2 separate regions of the Mus musculus genome follow, and region 2 is linked to region 1. Evidence: chromatin loops called from intact Hi-C (ENCODE). Cell type or tissue: left cerebral cortex. All regions are shown on one strand. Each heading gives the region's core, and the rest is flanking DNA. Links, peaks and the distances in the headings are about the cores only.

Region 1 (2,816 bases), core at 295-2,794:
CCTGCAAACCAGTAATGCAGAAAAGAAACAAATGGTTGCTATTTCACTGAGAAAAACACAATTAGTCTCCCTCATTTCCCTAGAAAAACCTGCCAGAAGTTGCCCATTTCCACCCACTCTGCAACCAACACAGCCAGCATCTGGTACAGAACTTTGACTTATTTTCTTCCCACTGAAACCTGGTAGCCATATACAAAGTCTAATAGCTGACTAACAATTTAGACGGTGTTTCTGAACTCTAAGCCATGCTAAGTGTTGTGGTTATAGCATAGTATGTAAGGCACACAATGGACACTGTGACAGGGTCTCAGAAGCTAAGTCCTAGCAGATTTCACTGCTTTAGTAGTCCTTTATCTTCTGGCATGCATGCACTTTACCAGTTGCTTTCAGTACATCATATCCAATTCGCTTAATTCCATCAATATTGACGGCCAGTGTGACATTCTATGCTATGAAATAATCACTGCTTTGGAACTGTTGTTATTAGATAACAAATAATTGTTTGCTATGGGGGCATTTCCTATGCATTGCCTCATGTTAAGACATGTCACTGTACCCTACTCTAGAAAGAAACTGCAGAAGAGTCTTTCCATTCTCTAGTAGCTGTAATAAAAATATTTGCATGCATGACTAATTGTCTACAACAGTGTTACAGCAAAGATCATGAGAATTTACATAATACTGAGATAGTATGCTGGTCAATGGGCAGATCCCTAAAGACCCAAGTTTAATCACAAGAAGCGATGAAGTAGGAGAGAAATGACTTCTGCAAACTATTCTCGGGCCTCCACATGCTTGCAATGCTGTGCGCACACACATGCCCATACCACCTGTCATGGTTTGTATATTCTTGGACCAGGGAGTGGCACCATTCGTAGGTATGGCCTTGTTGGAATAGGTGTGACCTGGTTGGAGTAGGTGTGTCACTGTGGGTATGGGCTTAAGACCCTCATCCTAGTTGCCTGGAAGTCAGTCTTTCACTAGCAGCCTTTGGATGAAGATGTAGAACTCTTAGCTCTGCCTGTGTCATGCCTGCCTGGATACTGCCATGCTCCCACCTTGATGATAATGGACTGAACCTCTGAACCTATAAGCCAGCCTCAAGTAAATGTTGTTCTTTATAAGAGTTGCCTTAGTCATGGTGTCTGTTCACAGCAGTAAAACCCTAAGACACCACCACACACTCAAAATAAATAATAAAATAGAGCATAAGTTTTTAGGAACAAAAGACTTTGTCTTAAATACGTAATAATGTTGTGATTGTATGGCCCTACAGAACAGCAAACCTTCCCTGTCTTTGTAAGTAACAAAGAACTGTATCCCATGTGTAAGAGAACACCAAAGTATTAAAGAACAGATACCAAATCTGGAGTTGGAGCTGCAACAAGTACCACCTCCTGCTAGTGCTTGCAATGACTGACAGTTGTTCTTGAGTGAATTTGCACTGGACAAACACGTATCAATGAGGAATAATATTTTAGTAATCACTCCTAAGTCCTCCAGACCTTTGATGACATTGTGGAGTTATCCACTCTCCAGGATATATAGCCTGAATGTACAAAGCCTGAATATTTCTACTCCCTTGCTAGCAGTTTCAATATAAATAAATAAATAAATAGGTGATATCTGAACTCCCTGGCATGGGTTAGGGAGACTACACATAGTCTACAATCCTACTCTGCCTTCACCACCGATAATGACTCTGGGCCAATAAACCCACTTATGCTTTTGATGTAATAAAATGTTAAGAACTTGTGTTATATTTGAAATGTAAATAAATAAAATAGCCTATAAAAATGTATGGTTAAAAAAGAATTTGTGTTATACAAAAGATTCAGATTTGTCTTTTTCGTGAGAGTTACAGTTTTCTTCAGCTTAGATCCTCAGTGCACCCCTTGAAACCCACTTGGGAAAGGGGGCCAGTTTCACTTCTGAAGGTGGACGTTATTTTGAATCTTAGATCAGAGCGGGCAGTGAGAGAACATTTCAAACAATGAGCATTCATTAGATCTTCTGTGAATTTATTGTTGCAAAAGCAAAATTTACTCTAAAAATACATTTTAAAGTAAGACTTAATAGCAACGGCCTTCTGTGTTAGTTCTATTAATTAGACTTTATAAGGCCATGTACACCTTAACCCCTTTAACCCCTGAGAAACAGCCATTATGACTTCTGCATGGCTGAAAGACTGACCCAAAAATAATGGAAATGATGCAAAATAAAAGCCTAATAATTCATAAAATTGGATGACCTGAATATTATAAAAGTGTGTTAAGAGCTGATAGAAATGCAAAATGGTGAGAATGTCAAAATGAGCAGAGAGACAAAAAATGTAATTATATAAACTATCCCAATACATGACAAATATAGCAATAAACAAGACCAGTCTCTTTCTCGGCCCAGTAAACTCACCTTCTAGCAAAGGCAAGGTTAGACTTTAGCAAAGGGAACACTCCAGAGCTTTTCTCCATTGGGAATTCAGTACTGCCAAAGTCCAAACACCCGCAGCCACAAAGGCCTGAGAATACAAACAATTACCCCATTCCATCGCCTGCACTGCTTTTCTAAGTAGGAGTTGATGGAAACACAACATGCCCATTTCTTTAATATGTTACGAGGCCTGCTTTCTTGGGGCAACCACAGTGTTAAGCAACTGTAACAGACTGAATAGAACTAAGGCTGAAACTATTTATTACCTTGAAGTTTATAGACAACATTGGCTGACACCTCACCTCTTACACTACAGGATGGCTGTTCACTGTGTCTCTTTGTCTCCCCAGTGCTGGTAAGTGTTCCTATAGGTAGGAAAAGTAACT
Region 2 (2,816 bases), core at 292-2,791, 150 kb after region 1:
GATTTCAGACTGCTCCTTTCATCGTGTCTCCCAAGGAAAGAGCTGGGTTTTGACAGTGATGTTGGAGAAAAGATAGATGGCATTCTGAATACTGTCCTGTGCGTAACTATCATTGGGTAGTTTTCACTCATTTTGAGGAAGTAAGGTTTCTCCTTCATTTACAATCACTTCAGTAAAACTGCACCCATGGATTTGTTTTTGTTGTTGTTGTTGTTTGTTTGTTTTGTTTTGTTTTTGTTTTTGTTTTTTGGATTTTGGTTTTAACTTCACTTCTCTGTATTCCATCTCCAATGCATTCAGATCAATTTAGTACCATTAAAGTTCAGTATTTCATAGCAGGAGTCTATGCTAAGATAGCAACAGAATTTGGAGAAACAGAGTAGAGGGCAAATCAAAATTAAAATTTATACAGTACACGAAGTACTGTGATAAATATAAGTTCTAACAGAATGACTATATGTTTGCTGACAAAGTTGACTATCCACAAGTAGAGGGAGTTTCAGGAAACCCAGATCATGTCAGCCTGCCTTTTTAGAAAATTTTGTTTTGTTTTGTTTTGTTTTGTTTTGTTTTGTTTTGATTTTAAATCTCTTTGGAAGACCTAGAGTATATTATGTAAGCAATTGTAATTACTTATCATAAGCTGAAATAAAAATTTTGAATGGTTAATGGAACAACAAATTAAAAGAGATGATTGCCAGCTACAGACCAGTTCTCTGTCCCATGAAGTGACATATTATCTTCTGTTATCCTTTTCATACTTTAGCTCTTCTGTTTGTGTCTTTTGGGGGGGTGCAGCAAAGTTTTTTTATGTTATTTAAGAGAGTATGTCTCTCTAGGCCCTTCCATTATTATGGTGATCTGGGATGGAAACTTTGAGAGAGATGCTCAGTGTTGGGAGCCAAGTTGGGACAGGGATTCCTTAGCAACTGAGGTCCTCTCTCTTGTTCTCAACGTTCTTGCTGGGTTTGGTGGTCGAGGGTTTCTTACTCTTTGGATGCCATATAGGCCATGATGTCTACCACCCTGTTGATGTAACCATATTCATTGTCATATCTGGAAATAAGCCTTACAAAGATGTCCTTGAGAGAAATGCCAGACACAGCATCAAAAGTGGGAATGATAATTACTATTTAAGTTATAGGAGACAGCCCGATTCTCAGTGTAACCCAGGATGCAAATTTAATGGGCCCACAGATGCTTGCTGCACCACCTTCTTGATGTCATTATACTTGGCAGGTTTCTCCAGACGGCATGACAGATTCATGATGGATACATTAGCAGTAGGAAAACAGAAGGCTATGCCAGGGAGCTTCCCCTTCATGTGTCATATGAACTTGCCCACAGACTTGTCAGCACCAATGGATGTTCTGGGCAGTCCCATGGCCATCATACCACAGCCTTCCAGAGGGGCCAGCCATAGTCTTCTGTGTGGCAGTGATGTCATGATCTGTGGTCATGAGTCCTTTCAAAATGCCAAAGTTGTCATGGATGACCTTGGCCAAGAGTGCTAAGTAGTTGGTGGTCTAGGAAATATTACTAAAAATCTTGAGTGAGTCATCATACTTCTTGTGCATCACAAACATAGGGGCATCAGAAGAAATAACAGTGATGATGATCCTTTTGGCCACACCCTTCAAGTGGGCCCTGGCCTTCTCCATGGTGGTAAAGATGCCAGTAGACTCCACAACATACTAAGTATCAGCATTACCCCATTTGATGCTAGCGGGATCTCATTCCTGGAAGATGGTGCCGGGCTTTCCCATTGATGATAAGCTTCCTATTCTCAGCCTTGACTGTGCCATTAAGTTTGACACAGGTAGAGTCATATTGGAACACATAGACCATATATTTGAAGCCAGTGAAGGGGTCATTGATTTCAACAATCTCCACTTTTCCAGATAAGAAGGTGCCAATATGGCCAAATTCATTCACTCTGACTTTCACCACTGTGTATAAGGAGATATGGCTGTCTCTGGAACAGGGAGGAGCAGAGAACCCAGTTCATGTGCTAACATGAACTAGTATAGTAGTATACTTTTTCACCTGGCAAGGCTTATACAATGTAAATGCGGGAAGACAAAAGGATATACCTTTTATTCCTCTGTAATTTGAATGTGTTTCTTGGAGAGTGACATGATAGGGTGGTTTTCTTTTCTTTGTTGGGGGGGATACACTGAGAAGATAATAGAGTTAATGTAATGGTGGGCACATTTAACAAGCAGGGACTACAAACACATAAATAGGTTATTGTATGGCATTGCCATTTCAGATTATATATATTTTTAAATCATAGAGTTAGTTCTTATAAGAGCATGTTGTTACAAGCAGAGCAAAACTGAGTCATTCTACTCTTAGGCTTCCTATTTCAAATGTTGTCTGTCTGTCTTCGATGCACTTTCATACTGTGCCATAGGCAACAGTTCCAAACAGAACCACCTGTGGATGAACTCTCAGCACCCAAAACTTTGAGTAAAAACCTCATTGTTTTTAGATATTCAGCCTAAAGAATTTTGCAAAAATAGTAGAAAACAGACTAATAAAACCTCCATTTCTTCTTTTCAGTTCCTCTGAAATAGCTACATCCTGCAAGGTTTACACAATGCAGACATGGGAAGAAGAAAGAAACCAGGGTATACATTTTATTCCTCTGTTATTTGAATGTGTTTCTAAGAGAGTGACATGAGAGGTTTTTTGTTTTGGGTTTTTTTTTTTCAATAGATTGAATATGTCTCTTTTCTTTTTAATTATCAAGAACATTGTTTTCTCCCTTTTCTTTCAGAATATATAGTCAGTTCCCTACGTTGTTAGGTTCT

Evidence for each region. Peaks named below come from ENCODE experiments on the same cell type or tissue, not always from the same donor. Only the 100,000 strongest peaks of a DNase experiment are listed, where the experiment ranks them.
Region 2: it touches region 1 in a loop (4-fold over the local background); 26 of 42 quality-filtered maps call a loop at or near these places.

The regions. Positions count from the first base shown.
Region 1 is chr1:96,851,219-96,854,034 of GRCm38, forward strand. All of the region lies in intron 2 of Slco4c1 (solute carrier organic anion transporter family, member 4C1), which reads right to left. Among named protein-coding and RNA genes, the nearest start is that of Panct2, 18 kb to the right of the region's middle. In left cerebral cortex, for the core only: no CTCF peak of the experiment used is centred there; no DNase peak of the experiment used is centred there.
Region 2 is chr1:97,000,834-97,003,649 of GRCm38, forward strand. It overlaps the pseudogene Gm9499. Among named protein-coding and RNA genes, the nearest start is that of Slco6b1, 4.7 kb to the left of the region's middle. In left cerebral cortex, for the core only: no CTCF peak of the experiment used is centred there; no DNase peak of the experiment used is centred there.